Regions from separate parts of the Homo sapiens genome. Here region 1 is linked to region 2. The links are chromatin loops, found by intact Hi-C in ENCODE. Cell type or tissue: tibial artery. All regions are shown on one strand. Links, peaks and the distances in the headings refer to the core of each region. The heading gives the core; the rest is flanking DNA. Region 1 overlaps HDAC4 (histone deacetylase 4). Region 2 overlaps HDAC4 (histone deacetylase 4).

What was found. A loop is a pair of places that touch in the nucleus more often than their neighbours do. Peaks named below come from ENCODE experiments on the same cell type or tissue, not always from the same donor. Only the 100,000 strongest peaks of a DNase experiment are listed, where the experiment ranks them.
Region 1: it touches region 2 in a loop (2.6-fold over the local background); 5 of 110 quality-filtered maps call a loop at or near these places.

The regions. Positions count from the first base shown.
Region 1 is chr2:239,388,643-239,398,313 of GRCh38, forward strand. The region is part of intron 1 of HDAC4 (histone deacetylase 4); the gene reads right to left. Among named protein-coding and RNA genes, the nearest start is that of HDAC4, 7.5 kb to the right of the region's middle. In tibial artery, for the core only: no CTCF peak of the experiment used is centred there; DNase peaks (open chromatin) are centred at 5,849 and 6,139.
Region 2 is chr2:239,156,575-239,166,245 of GRCh38, forward strand. It overlaps HDAC4 (histone deacetylase 4), which reads right to left. Exons shown (of 27, transcript NM_001378414.1): 6 at 7,229-7,349; 7 at 78-199. Among named protein-coding and RNA genes, the nearest start is that of HDAC4-AS2, 32 kb to the right of the region's middle. In tibial artery, for the core only: no CTCF peak of the experiment used is centred there; DNase peaks (open chromatin) are centred at 1,437, 4,297 and 5,927.

The DNA of each region.
Region 1 (9,671 bases), core at 927-8,926, 230 kb after region 2:
CCATCCTGTGGGTTGGAGCCCCCACCCCGCCCCTTGGGGTCACTGGGCTGCAGCCGCAGGGACTCTGCCACACAGGCTCCTCCCTTCCTGGCCCCCACTCCCCACTCTAAGGGCCCCAGGCTTCTCTGCATCCAGCCAGTCATCAGCGGAGGGAGTGTGTGGAGGGATCTCCCTGCTGAGCTGCCATTACTTCTATCCACCTTTCCCACTGGCCATTTTGGCACACTTGGGCTCTGACTTCCAGGGCCCCGGGTTTTCCCAGGAAGCAGCAGAGACACAGGGAGGCCACTGTGTGTTAGTCTCCACTGCCAGAGAACCCTGCCGAGGGCTTCTCCCACAGGCCCTGGGAGCCCGCATTCTGCCTCTGGGATTGAGAGGTGAAGCCAGCTGGACTTCTGGGTCGGGTGGGGACTTGGAGAATTTTTCTGTCTAGCTAGAGGATTGTAAATGCACCAATCAGCACTCTGTAAAAATGCACCAATCAGCACTCTGTGTCTAGCTAAAGGATTGTAAATGCACCAATCAGCACTCTGTAAAATGGACCAATCAGTAGGACGTGGGTGGGGACAAATAACGGAATAATAGCTGGCCACCCCAGCCAGCAGCGGCAACCCATTTGGGTCCCCTTCCATGCTGTGGAAGCTTTGTTCTTTCGATCTCCACAATAAATCTTGCTGCTGTTCACTCTTTGGGTCCGCACTACCTTTAAGAGTTGTAACACTTGCCGCGAAGGTCCGCAGCTTCATTCTTGAAGTCAGCAAGACCACGAACCTGCTGGACAGAAGAAACCCCGGACACATCTGAAGGAACAAACTCCGGACACACCATCTTTAAGAGCTATAACACTCACCGCAAAGGTCTGCAGCTTCATTCTTGAAGTCAGTGGGACCAAGAACCCACTGGAAGGAACCAACTCCGGACACAGGATGGGGCCCACCCTGCCCTCCTAGAGGCCCGCTAAGGGATTCTGAGGCGAGGTCCGCAGAGCGTTCAGTGTGGCACCCATGCACACTGAGCCCACACCAAGACTATTCTGGAACTGCTGCTGGGATTCATGAGGCACGAGGAGCTAAATTCACTGAGGACGCTACTGGCGGCTTTCCTCCTCAGCATCTGTCCCCTTCCCCCTTCCTTCCTGACATCAGTGAATTCCATACCAGGGAGGCCAGTTCCCCAGCCGGCTTCTGGAAGAGGCATGTCCAGCACCCAGGCTGAGCCACTCGGTGCGCTCTGCACCCCGGTCACAGTGACTGGTTCAGAGTTCAATACGTGGCTGGAGCCAGACCGAAGGAGAGTGAATCCAAGACTTGCTAAGACAAAGATGCTGTCCTTCCTGATGGGTGTGAACCAGCCAGTGTATATAACCCTGGGAGCAGCGGGCAGGGCCTGTGTATCCCATGAAGCTGACTCTCCCCAGGTAGGGCAAAGAAACAAGCCCCAGATGACACTGTGGAGGAGCTGGATCAAACAGTGCCTGAATACTTCCTCCTCCGGCACTTTCTAGGAAAACAAGCCAAACAATTCCCTGAGGCCACAGTACCTAGCGAGATCCTATCTGATGGGGAGCTACCAGAAATACCTCCCTGCTCAATACCTCCCTCGAAGCCAGCCAGGTACAGTACCTCACGCTTGTAATCCCAGCACTTTGGTAAGCCGAGGTGGGCAGACTGTTTGAGCCCAGGAGTTTGAGACCAGCCATGGACAACATGGCGAAACCTCATCTCTACAAAATATACAAAAAATTAGCCAGCCATGGTGGCATGCGTCTTTGGTTCCAGCTAATCAGGCAGCTGAGGCAAGAGAACTGCTTAAGCTGGGAGATCAAGGTTGCAGTGAGTGGTGATTGTACTGTAGTGAGTGGTGATTGTACCAGTACACTCCAGCCTGGGCAACAAAGCAGGACTCTGTCTCAAAAGATATATATATATATTGGAAGCCACCCCCAAAAATCCCCTTAGAGTGCCTTTCCCACCCTCCACCTGTGGAGGAGCTGTGCCCACAGGGGCACCATGCGGCCGCAGCCCCAGCCCTGACCTCTCCCATCTCCCTGTCCTTCACTGCCCTCCAGAGCGGCACTACCCCTCACTTTGCTACCAGGAGCCGCCACATGCCTGGAGCCCCGAGCCTGGACCTGAGCACCCAGCCACGCAGCCTCCCTTGAGACACTGCAGCCACACCCGGTAGCCCTCTGACCAAGGCAGTGGGCAAAATGCACACAGTCCTTCAGGGTCCCTGCTCATGCAAATCAGAAGCAGTGAAGACGGGACAGAAAGAACCAAGGGGAGGGAAAGCGGGGCAGCCTGGATTTACGCACAGCCACAGTCTCAGGGCAGCTCCCTCTCCCAGCACACTGGGAAGCATGACAGACGGCAAAGCCGTGGCACAGTGTCCATCAGACCGCTCGAGTCATCCTCAGGGCCAGGGGCCTCGGCTCGGCCTCGATACGAATCACACTGTGGCCAAGGCGCAATCTGGACATGCCATAGCAGCTGAGCCACCATCACGAGCCGGGCTCTGCATACCGGGTAGGGACGCTGGCCCTTCAGGTCCCTAACAAGCGCAGCATGCCCTGGGGGCTGACAGTGTCCGTGGGAAGCATCACGGTGCTTCTGAGCTTTCAAGAGTCTAATCTCTGTAAACTATGACACAGTCCCTGCAAGGACAAAGGCAGACGAGAGCTTGTTCTCAAACTGTACTAAGGTCCTTCGGGGAGACGTCCACCACACCACGACCTGCTGCAGAGACACCCTGAGCAGGTGCAGGAGCTTCAGAAAGTCCTGCAGGTGCATCCAAGGCCCGGTCAGCAGCAGGCCCCGGGCAGGGGACATACCCTACTCCTCATTCCTCCCAAGACCTGCCAGCAGAGAGGGCTGTGTGTCCTCAGAGCCAGCGGGGGAGGAGGAAGAGGAAAGCTGAGTCTCTGCGGGAGAGACACTCACTCAGCAGATGACAAAGGACTCACTGAGGTGATGGGGTCATGACAGTGAAGCTGGGATCTCAACCGATGCTCACTCAACACCCCAGAGCCATGGAACACAGGACATCACTGCAAATCACTCTTGTCCACTGCAGGCACATTGGCAGTGTGACGAGCAGGAGAGAGCACATCCACCAATCAGACCCTTCACCCCACACCCACGAGAGCACCGAGGAACCAGGAGAAGGATACGTGAAACAAGAGAAGAGGCCCTCCGCAGCTCCCACGTGCCTCAGCTCTGGCCTCCGCTTAACCAGAAGAATTCTGAAAACAGAACTTCGTCAGAACGCAGCCCGCGTGTGCTGAAGCTGGCACGCTGACATGGAAAGACACTCTTCTTCAGGGAGGGACCGCGGGAAGCACTGCACATGGTTGGTTGTGAACTCCGAAGCCCAAAAGGTCAACATCCCCACCAGCTTGGGAGGTGAGTTGGATGCTCCCACACCAGGCCCCATCCTGCCCGGGCCACCATGCCGGGCAGGGGTGGGATGGCCCAGCCCGGCTGCTACCCTCGGATGGCAGCGGGCATGCACGTAACGGCTCTGCAGGTCAGCTGCTGCCCCAGCCAGCAACCGAGCTACGCTGGGCTGTGCTGCACACTCAGGGGCAAAGGAAAGCAAGCTGCTTCAGGGCAGGCACTCGAAAGGCGAGAAGACACAGGCACCCCAGTGACATCTCCTTTGATGCATCCTTCTGACCTGGAGAGCCAAGGGGCGGATTCCAACACAGAGCCCTTGAGCTGGCAAACAAGTGTTCTCCAAAGAATGGGGACTGTGACCACCTATGAGGATTTTTTCAGTGCAAAATCTGATGTAAATTTTATAGTAGAGGGGGTTTTAATATGCCAGAACCTCCCAATGGTTTTCTTTATGGCTCACTTTAAAGGTCCAAAAGGTCAGAGGGCCACCCACATCCTGCAAGCAAGGAGGCACAGTTGGCATCACTAATTAAGATACACCCCGCTTGTGTGGACCCACAGGCCATCTTCCCCTCCTTGTCCACAGCCCCCAGAGGTGGAATGGGGGTCAGCCTCCTTAGAACACTCTAACCCCTGAGCTTACGGGGCTCGGACATGAGTCCTGGGGGTGGGTAAGTCCTCAATAGCCAGCTGGGATTAGCCCCAGGCCACAGGGAGGACTGAGGCTCAGGGGCCCTTGGCCACGCTCTGCTGACCTGCTGGGGGCCCACTTTCTGCCACTTGACTTACATGGCACGGTGCCAGCCAGCAAGGCCCCTGCAGATGGGCCAGGCTGGGCTCAGCCTCAGACCCGGAATTCTGGTGTGTAAACCGGTGGCACTGGGGGTGCCAGCTCGGGTCCCCCAGCGGGTCCCCTCCAGCACGGTTTCTACACAGACTCCTGGCAGGCTTCAGTCCTGACAGCTACTCTACAGAATCCTGGACCTAGGCACAGAGGAAGCTCTCGCCAGCACTGCTAGAAGGAAGGAACCCCCTCCCTTCTGGATGCGGCCCGTCTCAGAGCCACAGGACTGGGACCCCCGGCGTGTGAGCCACCTTCTTCACCTTGCCCTTGTTTTGGAAGCTGCCCTTGCTTTTCATGCAGAAGTCCCCACAACAGCACCACCAAGCATGTGCCCCAAGGAGGGCCTAGCCGCGCCATGGACCACCTGGAGGCCTCCTTGGGATGCATCTGAATGGGCCTGCCTCCACAAAGTTAGAACAAGAGAGATCAGGTCCATCACCCAGCTGGAGCCAGGCACCAGTGCACAAAATAGAAAGAACAGAAGCAAACTCTCCATTAAATGCAAGAAGACTACACATACATGAAAACGCAAGGAAGTCCTTTGTGCAGACCACACCTCCACCCCACCCAGGCAGCCTGCCAGTTGGCCCGGCTCATCACTGGCTCACGCACTCTGGCCTCAGAGACCTCAGTCACCAGGCCACCATCTGGCCACAATGCCCTTTTCACAATGCAGCCCCGAAACTCTGGCTCTGGCTAAAAAGGACCACACCCCATTCCCACCCACCCAGCCTCCCCTTCCTCCTCCTCATCTGGGCCTGGCTCCTGCACCACGGCTCTCCCTACCAAGCAAGCCCTCCAGCCACAGCCCTGGTTCTCAGGATGGTGACCCGTGTGCACCTGCCTGTTTAGCTCCTTTTTCTCCTCTGTCCCTACCAACACCAAAGCCTCTTGTGGGCAGAGGCCAGTTTTCCTGATCAAGCCTGGGGTCATGGGGCTGGCCACTGCGTCTGGCACAGAGAATGTGTTCAACTGAGTCTCATCTCATGTAAAACCTAGTACTTGGGCTGGGGTGTAAAATGAGTATTTGCAAAATAATAACTAATCAATTAGAAATATTCAGGGAACATGGCCCCCAAGGACCACCCCCCCTCCACCCCCAACCCCACCACCAGGGAGGCCAGTGGAGATACCACAGAAACTTCTCTTCCTCAGTTTAAAAAAGAACCGCTCCAGCAAATAGCAACACATAAACCAGATGATGGGCCATTCCCAAGGGAAAATGCAATTCCATCACCGCTTGAACAATACTCCCACTTGGAATGCTGGTTCAGACTTTCAGGTCCTAAGAACTGATTTATTGTTTCAAGCTTAAACATCAATCCAGCAAAAGCACTTGACTCACACAGACGGAGTACTTCATAAACAACAGTAAACTCACAAAGCCCAACACTCACATTTTTAAACAGAGCAGACTCCAAAATGTTTATGTACACAAACATATTAATGTATCATATTAAAATTATGACGCTAAATAAGAAGTGATTAAATAATGTCATTAATTCTAATTTAAAACAAGCAGAGAAAAACTTCTTCATAAAAGCACCACTCGCCTCCTCACACGCCGGGGCCCTGGGCGAAGCGGCTGGAGAACAAGCTGCACACACCTGCCTTGGCCTTGGCACAACAGTCGCATTTGCCACTCGACAGCTGTGTTGAAGGCCCTTCTCCCTCCCATTCCTTTCTGCATCACAGAATTCCCTCCACTTGCATTTATGACATCTCCTTAGGAGCATGTAATCTCCAAAATCAGGACCAAGAAGTTCCCAGATGGGGGCAGGGGGTGTCAGGAAACAGGCAATTCCAGAGCACTGGCAAGAACCCCGCAGAGGGGCCAGGCCAGAGGTGGGGCCTCACCCCAGCTCTCCCACCCAAGGCCCGCATTGTGCCATTCACTGGGCTACCTACTCATCCATTCATTCATTCACTCATTCATTTTCTTTCATTCTTCGAGCACCTACACTGCCAAGCACAGGGTACAGAGCAGGCATGAGGCCCTCAGGGCCCCTCAATCCTACAGAGCCCCAGCTAGTAGAAAAGGTGGCATTAAACAACTAAGGTCACAATGAGCTCCTTCCTGAAATTGCACAATGGGATGCTGTTAGAAAGGAGGAAAAAAGCTATTAGGCTAAGTTTAACAGGGGATCAAAGGATGAGAGGATGAGCATGAACTGAGGGGCTGGAGAAGAGGAAGGTAAAGGGAGGCCATTCCAAGGAAGGGGAACAGTGTGTGCAAAGGCCCCGAGGTCAAAGGGGACTTAGAGAGAGCTAGAAAGTAAAGCAGGTGGCAGCTGAAACTCCACAAACACAGCAAGTGCTATCAGATGAGGCTGGTAAAACAGAGGCCAGGATCAGGCAGGCCTTCCAGGGCCCTGAGACCTTAGGATCCTAAGAATACAGGAAAGTCATGCCAGGGTTTCAAGCAAGGGAATGAGAGGTACAAACCTGCTTCTGGTGGAAACCTGGGAGACTGTTTGTAGGATGGGCTGTAGCAGAGCCCGCTCAGACCCCGAGGGTCAGTCCCCACCTTGAAGAGCTTACATGTGAGTTAGAAAAACAAATGCCCCTAAATTCTTCTATTGCAAAGCATATTTATCAACTTGCCAAGGACTTAAAGAGTACTTTTCTTTCCAATGAAGATATCTAAATGTTTTCAAATTACTACTGTAAAAAAGTAATACACGCTTACCAAAAGAATCTCTACAATACCACCATGTATAAAAGAAAAGTGTACCCCGTCTCCTCACCTCTGATGGTTACCTTAGAGACCCATGTACTTAAAACCAGGAGTGGCCCGGGGACTGCTCCAGACCCCGCCTTTCCCTCTTACACTGCACACTTCTGCCTGTCTACACATGGAGGATGCCACAGTGCAGAAATGCCAGCAGGTTTAACAAGTACTCCTTTTATAAATAATGCAGCCCCGACCTCCACACACGTCTGGATATCTACACACTTATCTTCTTTCCTTAGAATAGATTTCAAAATGTAGAACTGTGGGGACAAGGAGAATGGCATTTAAGATTTTGACACTTAAGACTTTTCTAGAGAGCAATTCGGTAATCACTATTTTATGTTTATACATTACATATATAAACTTTTTTGGGGGGGACAGCCCAGGGTCTCGCTGTGTCACTCAGGCTGAAGTGCAGTGGCAAAATCACACCTCACTGCAACCTTGACTTTCCAGGCTCACGTGATTCTCCTGCCACAGCCTCCCAAGTAATGGGGACTACAGGCACACGACGTCATGCCTGATTTTTTTTTTTTTTTTGTAGAGATGAGGGTCTCACTATGTTGCCCAGGCTGGTCTTGAACTCCTGGGCTCAAGTGATCCTCTCACCTTGGCCTCCCAAAGTTCTGGGATTACAGGCATAAGGTACCTCGCCCAGCCCTATTATATTTTATATAATAATACATATGGGTCTCTCCAGAGAGCAAATGATAATAAATAACAGCCAACATTTATATCATGCTTACTACATGCCAGGCCCTATTCAAGGAAATTTCCATACATTAACTTAAACTTTGCAAAAACCTTACAAAATAGAAATTATTATTATGACCAGCAACAGGTATCATCAAACTCGCCAATATGATAGGCATAAAGGGAATCTCCTTCACACTGAATTGATTAGTAATGCTAACCTTTCATCACTGGCACAATGATTCAATGTTCATACGTTCTGCTCATCTTGCAATGGTGATCTCATGCTCTCCTTATTGGTCTGTAAAAGCTCTTTATATATTGACTGTTAAGCTTACACAGGCATAATGTGGTATGTATTTTCTCTCTCGTCTCTTAGCCCGGCTGACGGAGTCTTTTGCCAAAGAGATTTTTTAAAAAACTCTTATCCTATTAAATCTGTCAAGATTTTCTTTAAGGTTTCTGGGTTGGTATTGAAAGAGTAGATTAACTTGGTCCTCAAATGCTTTCTTCCAATAAAATCTTCCAAGGTAATCAACAGACCGAACAACAAACACTAAAAGCTGCTCCGGCTGAAGTGGACTTGGAGCATTAGCTCCCTTCCGTCACCCCCACCTGCCTCCAGGCGTCCTGGGGACTTTGCAGGAGAAGAACATGATGTCTTCTAGTTCTGCAGTCCCACACGTGACATAAGACAGCATGAGAAAGCCAGAAGTACTGCCCAGACCTATGAAACGCGCCTGTAACAGCGCCAAGAACAGTCAACACAGCACTAGAAAGTCTAACGACACTGAACTAGAAAGGTATTCCAAATCGTCCTCTTCTCTAAGAGGCTGTGTTCGCCCAAGCACCTCGACAAGCTGAACTTCAGCTTCAAGGTCACCACCAGCCTAGAAGCAGAGGCACGGAGAGGAACTGGCCTTTGGGACTGGAGATGCAGGGGGTGGCACATGGTCCATTTCATTCTACCCCCAGTTCCTCCAGAGGTAGAGCCCACCTGCAGGACTGTGCTGACACCTACATGGTGAGTGCATGAAACAGCACGAGCCCCAAGCAGGTGCTCATCTGGCGTCAGCTACGGGAGCACGTGACAGCTGCTCGTGGCATCATCTCCTTGCTCCAGGATACATCCTCATCCCCCGACAGTGATACAGGAAGTCACGGTGGGGGCAATCTATGCAGGACCCCGACCTTCCTTCCAGGAAGTGAGTAGGAGGTGTGTCAGCAAGGCCACAGCAAGGGGACATGTAGGACCCTGACCCTCCTTCTAGGAAGTGAGTAGGAGGTTTGTCAGTGAGGCTGCAGCAAGGGGACATGGCCATTTAATGCTGCAGGCACCATGGCCCTCATGCCACCCCAAAACAGGTCCCACTCTTCCCACGCACAGAAGCCCAAGAGAAGAAAACTGACCGTATGAAGAGAACTTACTGACCTTAGTGACACTTGTTCCCACAGAAACGCTTATGAATGAGTTAAGGTCTGTTCAAAGGTAGCATCACTTTTGACATGGCACCCCTCATCTGACCTGAACCAGAAGGTGCAGTACCCGCCTCTAACGTCAAGGCCAAAAACCCAGAGCCCACCACACGGCAGGGCATATGCTGACCACCTGAAATCAAAACAAACACTCCCTCCAAATCCATCCTTTCCGACTCCTTACCCCAGGACAGACTGGGGGCTGCCAACAACAGGGCAGGGGCTCAGTCTCGGTTCCACAGCCCCAAGCTTAGGTGGAGACTGGGCCCCTTCGCCCTTCAGTTCCCCCATCCCCAGCTAGTCATCAATTCTGAGCCTCGGAGGAAAGCCCGGCCACAGCCTGTCGCCCCGCTGCCTCTCAGCAACGGCAGTTCTCTCGGCCTCTGCGGCTCCTTCGCGCCCTACATCAGGTATTAATATATTACTCATGGCAGCTTCTGAGCTATGAAAGCCCAGCCGTTTTCAATAGAGAATGGTATGGATGAATTCTACAGGAGTGATGAAATGTTTCTTCTGCTCCGGCAATTAA
Region 2 (9,671 bases), core at 785-8,784:
TGGGCCCTGCGTGGCTTGTGGCGTGGAAGGTGCCCGTGCAGGAGACCTCCCGGCCCACAGCATGCCTGGGCACTGACCTGTTTTCCTAAGAGGGAAGTCATCTTTGGCGTCGTACATTCCCAGGACCGGGTGGTTATAGGAGGTCGACACTCCGCTCTGGGGTGGAGAACTCTGGTCAAGGGAACTGTGCTGCGTTTTCCTGGAGAGAAGGCAAAGACAGATGGTTTAGTTTACCCAGCGCACTGCCCCAGGCATGCTGCAGCCGAGAAGCCACACACGATGATCTTTCCCTTGAAACCTCAGCCCCACCTCAACAGACACACCTTTTCCCTAGGGTCAAGCTGAAATTAAATGGAAACAAACAGGATGCTAAACAAGCAAGCAAACATCCGATGCCCACATCCTCCTCTGCGGGACCAGCAGTGCTTGGGGATGGGATGGGCAGCACCTCTGGCCGTTTTCCTGGTGGCTGTTCTCCACCTGGCCCTGTCCTCTCAGATGGCTCCAGCCCAGTCAGTTCGCTACCAGGGCCACCACTGGCCACTCAGAGAGCCTATCCCCGGTGGGGAGAGGAAGAGGAAAACAGTAGGCTGCTGCATAAGGAATCAAAGGTGAGTTCATAGGCAGCTGAGACGGGGCAAAAAACGGTCTAAGAACAAACGCTGTGATGTGTGGGACTCTCTCTGCCACCTGGAGAGAAGAAGCCCATGGGGCTGTCTCTCAGAAGGCACCCATCGTCATCCGTGCCTTCACCAAACTCACCCTGGTCACCTCCCTCTCTGGGGGAGGAACAGGATGGCAGCTACTGATACCCTGTGCCCAGGGAGCTGACCTACGAAAGGGACTTCCTGTATGAACAGCTGGGTACAACTCCACACCCTCCAGGCAGCAAGACAGGAATCGTCTGCCAGGAGAATGGCCGGAGGACGGACATGGGGAGGAGGCGGGCCCTGGGCCGGGACGGGGATGTGGGCTGCCACCCGGATGACCATCAGCAAGGCCTTTTTTGACGGCACTGACAGCTCAGTCTTGCTCAAAACACTGTGCTGAGTGGAATAAATTCTGAGTCTTTAAACTGCGTAATCTGCTTAATGACTACAAACAAATTTGCCGACTTACTTATTTGGAATTGGTTAGACTATTTGAATACATAGTATGGCACACCAATGCACCTGGAGTTATTTGAATTAAGAATGGGAGCTTGTAAATGGGTACAGGTGTATATTTAAATATTTGAGAGCACACCAGTGCAAAGAATGTGCTGAAGGGAACTCATAGACAAAATTGAGGAGCCGAGCCCAGGCACCTGGGCAGTGGGGTGCTGGGCCGTGCATCACAGGAGGAGCTCAGGGAGCTCCGGAAAACTGCACAGCTTCAGGCCACGCCCCAACCCCGCCCACTGCTCAGGGCACACCTCCAACCCCAAGCAGCTTCTCGCTGTTTCCCGGGGAATTCCACCATGCAGTCAGGCTCGGACTGCAGGGCTGGGACACGCCTGTCTGCACCTGTGCAGGGGCTGTGGCCTCCAAGTGGGACCACGTCCTTGTGCAAGCCTCCCTTCTCTTCCCTGTAGTTCTACCCCTCGTCTCACAATCTCATGAAAAGGTCTGGGGGCAACACTCTTTCTCTACCAAATAGTATTTTCAGATTGTATCCTATGGGGAATGTGATCTTGGCTGATTCCAAACTTCTTCAACACCAGGTGACAGTCTGGGACCATTTCCGCGTTCACTTTTTCCTTCATGGGAAACACGGAGTGACTTGTACATGCATCCCACGAGTTAAAAAGATCAGTATTTACATAATAATAAATTTAAATAAATGGAATAAAAATTATTATATTTGAACGGTAGGATTTGCTTACAGTGAAGTAGGAGTTGCAAAAGTTACATTGGTTTAAGATCTAACAGACGTTCTCTTACTATTCTGATCTCTTGAGGTGCTTTCAGTGTTAAAATCCCCACTTTCCTGTCAAACCTTAAAACGAGCAGAGCAGCAGGTGCAGGAGGGGCTGGGCCCTGCCCCCCAACTGCCAGCGCCTCCCCGCTGGACCACCTCGATGGATCCAGAGACCTCACAGGAGCGACCTCACCTCCTGCATAGCCCAGCTCACCGCCAGGAGCACACCATGCAGAGCCCGCCCCACCGCGCACCCGCCCTCCAGACACCAGGAGAGGGCGGCCCTCACCGTCAGGGCAGGTCACACCCGCCCAGCCCTGGTCACATGGTCCCAGGCCAGACCGCACACGCGTGCCCTCCGCGAAGAAGCGTCCAGCAGGGCGAGCAGAAGTGAAGCTCTATCCCTGCTGCAATCACACCCGCACCGCACACAATTACTCTCACTCACATCCGCACATCACACAACTGGTAACACTCACATCCGCACATCACACAACTATTCACACCCATGCCTCACGCTACTCACACCCACCCATACCTGCACCTCACACTATTCACACCCACACACACCTCACCCATACCTATATCTGCATCTCACTACTCACCTCCACACCTCACACACACACACCCGCACTTCACAATACACCCACTCACACCTGCAGCTCACCCAACTACTCACACCTGCACCTCACTACTACTCGCCCCCAATTCACACTACTCCCACCCACACCTCACATTACTCACACCCACATCTCACTTTTCACACCTGACGCTCGCACCTACACTACTCACACCCACTCACGCCCACACCTCACCTCACTACTCACGCCCAACTACACTCACACCTGCACTGCACACTACTCACACCCACATTCCACACCCCACACCCACCTCACACCCACACCCCCCTCACAACCTATACCCACCCACACCCCCTCACCTTACACAAACTCATGCCTACCTCCCGCACTCACACCCATCTACCTCACACCCACTTACACGCACACCCCACCCACACCCCACACACCCACACTTCATGCCTCACACCCACCCACACCCCACCTCCCACACACACACCCGCATCTCACACTCACACCTGTCACCTTTCCCACACCTCACACTCATACCCCACACTCACCTCACCCACTGCACACACCCACATCCCCCATTCACACCCTACACTAAGCTAACCCCGGCCACAGCCCACACTCACACTCACCCCGGCCACACTCCACACTCACACAGTCACACTGGCCACCCCACGGAGCCCTGAGGGCAGAACCTACAGAGCTGCTCCCTCTACCTCACCTGACCATAAATTATCTTCCGATTTTTCAACCTTTCATTTCCTGCAGCCTGGGGATGGGACACAGACGCTGGGCCAGGAGCCGAGGTGCAGCCCCCACGGGGCCCTGGGGCCAACCCGGATGCCACACCTAAAGGCAAACCTTGTCTTCCGGAGGAAGATGGAAAAGCAAATACTGTTTTCTTCTAAACACTGGCTTGACTGTAGAATAAAGCTTCATACAAACTCAACCATTTCAGTTCCAAACCATTGCCCTTTCATCAGATTCGTACCAGTGATTTCCAAGAAATACAACGAGGAACCACATACGCCAGGATACTCCAGCAGAAATGTACCATGATGGGAGCCACATGTGAAATTTACAATTTCCTAGTAGCCACATTAACATGGATAAAAATAAATGGGTGGAATTAATTTTAGTATTCGATTAAACCATTATAAAAACCATCCTTTCAACTTATAATCGATATAAACATATTAATAAGACACCGTAGGTCCTTTCTTCAGACCAAGTGTCTGAAATTCCATGCTCTGCATCTATGGCATGTCCTGGTCGGACCCAGCCACGTTTCAAGTGCTCGGGAGCCACGTGTGGCTTGTGGCAGCCACACTGGAAGGTGCCATCTTGTCTCAACAGTCTTAAAGCTGGAAGCGGTGACTCACGTAAACACCCACAGAGTCCACGCCCTGATGAAGCCACAGCACCATCCATCTCTGCAGCCTCCCAGCCCTGGTCTGCTTTCTCTCACAGTCGATTCACTTTGCTGACTCTGAATTTCCCATCAGTGGAGTCATGGGGGTGGCCTCTTTGTCTAGGCACCGTGCCTCTGGGGCTCCCCCAAGCTGCTGCAGGCGCCAGCGGTCCGTTCCTTGTCACTGCGGAGTAGCAGTGCAGGGGCCCCAGTTTGCACGGTAGCGTGTGCAGGGGCCCCAGTTTGCGCGGCCGTTCCCCTGTTGATAGCTTGGTTGTTTCCACTGTTTGGTGACTGTGACCGTAAGATGACGACTCGTCGTGTTGCTTGCTTTCATGTCTTGGGCAAATACGGAGAAGCATTGCTGGGTCACAGGGTTGGTGGGTATTTGTCTTTGTAGGAAACTGCCTGCCTGTTTTCCCACGTGTGATTCAGATTCCAACAGGCAGCACACAGAGGTCCAGGGACACCGCATCTGCTCCAGCACCCGGCCTGTTTCACTCCGGCCATCCCCACAGGTATGAAGGGGCTGCTTGCCGCAGTTTTGATTTGCATTTACCTGATGACCAGCCATCTTGAGCATCTTTTCCACACTTACTGGCCATCCCCATGCCTTTTTTTGTGAGGTACCTGTTCAAACCTTTTGACCGTATTTTTAAGTGGGCGGCTTGTCTTTTTACTATTGAGTTATAGGAACGAGCTCTACATTTTGGATACAAGCGGTTTGTAAGATATACGCATTGTGAATATTTCCTTCCATTCTGTAGCTTGCTTTTTAATTTTCTTAATGGTGCCTTTGAAAGAGCAGAAGTGTTTCAGTTTGTGGAAATATCATGTTTTGGGTTTTTGGTATCTAGCCGATGATTTTGGCGACCTAAGAAATCTTGCCTCCCCCTCCCCATCAAGGTTGGGAAAAGTTTCTACTAGGTCTCCTTCCAGTTTGATCAGTTTTGCGTCTAGGCTCAGGTCTATGACATCTGAACTAATCATGCGTGGTGTGAAGCTGGGATCAGGGTTTCAGTTCTTTCCCTATGAAGAGCCGGTTTTCTGACAAAGTTTCTGCCACCACTCCATGATGTTTAAGTTCAGGGTTCAAATACGGCAAAACAAGAAAACCACCAGGCTCCAGGAAAACAAACCTGTCCTATGGCTGACTTGAGATCAAGTCCTTCCCCCTCCAGCCTGAAGGTCCCCAGAGCCCTCTGAGAAGAAGTACCTCCGGCCCCTGCCATTAAAGCCAGGGCACGCCGCCCTTGTCCAGGCCAAGACACTCACCTTGAACACCCAGCTCACCCAGGGAGTTCCAGGAAAAGTCAGTCCTCCCAGCCCCAGCCACTCTGTTTGCCACCCCTCCTCCCTGGAAGCCCCCCATCTCCCGTCTCTCAGCACGTCCCTCAGCGCCCTGAGGCTGCCCCAGGCCACTTCTTCTCCCGTGGCCTCCTTGACTGCAGGTGCAGCCTTTCCTTGGGCCTGCTGCTCCGTCCTCCCCTCAGGTCCAGGCCACTGCCCGGCTTCTATTCCTGCTGGCCTCGGCCCCCCGTCCACTGTCCACTGACTCCTGGGCGAGGGGGCGCCAGCTCCCCACCTTCTTCCATGCTGCCGTGGCCACCCTCTGGGGGCTGCCCTGTGCTCACCGTGACCCCTGCTTCCCAGCAGCCCCACTGCTCTAGTCCTCCAACTCCCGCTGCAGCCTCCCAGACTCTGTGCTCCTCTTCAGAAAGGGCTGCCCGTGCTTGCCCCACTCCTATCACTGTCTTCTCAAAGCTCGCTTGCTCGGCTGCCTCACAGGGGGACCCAAGGCGGCCCTGCCCTGGTCCAGCAGGCTCTGCACTCCAGCTCTCCATCCTCCGCCAGGCCCCAGGCCCACCCTGCCCCTGGCTCCTCATCCTGCCCTTTCCAGCTTGGGCCCCAGGGGCACCATCTGAACCACGATCCACACTCCTGTCCCTTGCTCCTTCTGCCCTGCAACCCCACGCCCTGCCCCAGCCAGTAGGACAATGGAGTTTCTCCACAACCAGTCCAGGCAGTGGACTGGCTCTGGGGGCACAGATCGGGGTCTCCCCCAAAGCGGGCTCCCAGGTGCCGGTTGCCAGCGATTCTCAGGAAGCCACCTCCTCTCTCAGGTCCCAGTGGGTCACTGCTGTCACGTGCTGCCTCCCATGGACGCCGGTCTCACTCCTCCTTGCAAGTTTGTGTGTCCCTGGTCGAGTTACCCAAATCCAGACGGTGTGTCTGCCGTGAGTGCAGCTTATGTGCCACTGGCAAGCACAGCGGCTGCCAGAGTGGAGGACGTGGGCCACCTGTGCTGGAAACACCTTTTGGGATGTGTCGGGGTAGCGGGCGGCCTCCACGGAAACAAGGGGGATCGCGTCTGAGCTGTGGGGGGGTCTCACTACACATAGCTGTCCATTTTGAGGCTTGAGAATAGCTATTTTTTTTCCAACGAAATTACTGATATTTCGATTTACAAAAACTCCCTTATGGGATTTTTTTCTAGAAATGAAATGAACCTTGAGAGCAGCAGAAAACTACATTTCAAAGCGATCCTCTGTTGCCCTTGCTCACTGTTTCAAGCCGCATCACCTCGCCACTCGCTCGCACTGTGCTCTGTGAACTCTCCCCCGAAGGCCTTCTTTTGCATGGCAGGTCGGCTCTCTTCAGTCCTCAGACGAACAAGCCTTTTGTGGTCTCTGTCAATTGCGTGGGCCCTGGCAGGGTTTCTTAGTATAAAATAATAGAAGTACCACGGGGGCTTCCTGACTAGCCTAAGAATTATTGAAACGTCAGGTGGGAGCGCTGTCGGAGCACAGAGGATTCAGACAAGAGTTCCAGTTTAAGTGGCTCTTATTGTGGCTGAAAAATGGCACAACATTACCAAGAGTAACGACAGGCACCAGCCTCCGGAGCACTGCTCGGTCCCTCTGCAGGGGGGCCCACTCCCATGAGGACGGCCACCGTGTGAGTGGACCCCCAGACCACGTCACTCTGGAGGGGGGCCCACCCCGTGAGGATGGCTGCTGTGGAAGTGTACCCCCAGACCACGTCACTATGGAGGTGGGTCCCCCTGTGAGGGCAGGGGCAGCTGCCGTGTGAGTGTACCCCCAGACCATGTCACTCTGGAGGTGGGCCCCTCCGTGAGGACGGCTGCCGCACGAGTGTACCCCCAGAACACGTCACCCACATCCGAGCACCACTGTGCTTGGGGTTTCAATTCCTCACCCTCCTTCCCTGCCTCCGGTGAAGAGCTGGCTCCATGCAAATCTACCGGCGATCAGACAGTCCTCTGGGCCCCCAGAGAGGAGGCCGGGGTGCTCCCCACACCCACACTTACCCGTACCAGTAGCGAGGGTCGCTGGAAATGCAGTGGTTCAGATTCCGGTGGGCCAGCGCCTTCTTTTTATTGAGGACAAATTCTTGTAACTTCATCTTCACTTCTGTGCTGGCCACGGCACCTGGCGTGGGAGAAAGCATAGCAGGGGGTGAAGTGTGGCTCTGCCCTACAGCAGCAATGCAGGGCAGCGGGGCCACAGAGGGAGGGAAGGGCTGGGGACGGCTATGCACCTTCAGGACGCTGTGGCCTCCTGAGCGCTTCCTCAAAGAACCAAGGCCGGGAGGGGTTTTAATGAGAGGTTTTCTTCCCATCAAGATTTTACATCATTGCATTCTATTTAAAATGCAGATTTAATCATCCGAAAGACTTATTGTTAGCTAACACAAAACCCACTTCTGAAGGAAGTTTTAATATTCTTACATAAAAGAACACTCTGAATTAGGCAGTGGCAGCGTGGTGGTTGCATTCTTGCTACCGCAAAGCAGAATCTAAGAGAGAAGGCTTTGTGCAAATGGATGCATCACGCAGGGACAAAGCCAGTCTCACAGGCAGGCGTGCTTCCTTCTACACCTGCGCCGACATGACGGCCGGCTCTGCTTCCAACAGCATCAAAGGGCAGCGCCTGTCCTCCCCAGCTTGGCAGCTCAGACTCAGGCAGAGTGACTGCACCAAGTGGGACCGAAGTCGAAACTGTGGTTTTCTTCCGTGGCGGTGATTCTTTTTCAAAGCCTCATTAAAGGGAACTGGCAAAAAAGGCCACTCTCACCGCCTGAACACAAGGCCTGTTAGCACGGAGGCTGCTCGCCTCAGATCTCCAATCTAACCACACAGTACTTCTATCCTTCTTACAGCACCTTAAGTATCTTCCTAGTGTTGCATAATATTCAGATAGCGTTTGTAATGGTCAAAAACACACCTTGAGGTGAGTGAAGCATGTTTACAAAACCACTTCCCGACTGGGAGACAGTTTTGGTTGTTAGAAACCACGCTGCAGTGAACATTTATGAGTGGGTAACACTGACTACCTTTAGAATTACTTGCTTAGGACATCTTGGCAAAGTGACTACATCTAACAAACTTACTATTCTAACCCTCGGCACATCTTGGTAAATTGCTGTCCAAAATATCCCTACACATAGGCCAGGCCCGAAGGCTCACACCTGGAATCCCAGCACTTTGGGAGGCTGAGGAGGGCAGACTGCCTGACCCCAGGGGTTCGAGACCAGCCTGGACAACATGATGAAACCCTGTCTCTACTAAAAATACAAAAATTAGCCGAGTGTGGTAGCATGTGCCTGTAGTTCCAGCTACTTGGGAGGCTGAGGTGAGATAATCACCTGAGCCCGGGAAGTCCAGGCTACAGTGAACCAAGACTGTGCCACTGCACTCCACCCTGCGCAATGCGAGTTTAGACCCTGTCTCAAAAGAAAAAAAGAAAAACGAAACTTCTCTACACGCTGACCCCCTGAACCACCCATCCACCTGCAGCAGGGGCAGCTGCTCCTCCTGCTGGTCCTCAAATCACCATTTGCCCAAATCCAAAAGCCAGCAGGCATCACTGTGAGGCACCCCTGAGCACCACTGGACACGCGCCGATTTCCTCTCTTGCAAGATAATTCATGTCCTTGGCTTATGTGTTCTTAGAATCTTCCGGCGATGTGCACAGTGGTGTTGTGGGTCTGTGTGTGTGTGTGTGTTTCATACTTGTATCCACTGGAGTTGCGTGGGTTTCTTATGATAATGGCTGTATCGAGAGCCTAGTATATGCCAGCCCTGGCCTGGTTCGGCCTCGCATGAGAGCTATAAATAGGTATTCTCATCCCCCGACTGTGGATGGAGAACACAAAGGCGGCCAGGTGCGCCTCAGGTGAGGTTGGCTCAGTTACCAAGTCTCATGGACGCCCTGGTTCGTGGCTCTCGGCTGCTCCGTGTGTGTGTGCATTTACCCTGCCTCTTGTTTCCTTTTACAATTTGGGTAAAATGTTCAAATGCTTGTTTTTATAAAGTCTATTTTAGTTTTTCCTTTGTGAGTTTTCCCTTTCCTTAAAACTCTGCCATTGTTCCTCCTTTCAGTGGTTAATAAGCCATCATTTTAATTTTATCCTTGGTTCTGGTGCTGGGTTTTCATTCATTTGGTTATTTGCTAAATTTTTTCATGACTCACTCTGATGGCTCAGAAATGGATTTGGCATATAAGGCTCTATGGATATTCTGACCAACTGCTAATAAATGATTAATATCATTAGAAAGATGTCTTTTCCTTGCCACCTTCATCACATACCAAATGTCTTTGCTGCCACTCACAAATGGAGTTTTTGTTAGTTAGGCTCATTCTGTGTTCCCTACGGCAGAACCCCACTCCCATTACATTAAGGTGGAACTTTAATGTCTGGTCAAGGGTCAGTCAGCAATGAGACGCCTGGAAACAGGGTCTACCCAGGCT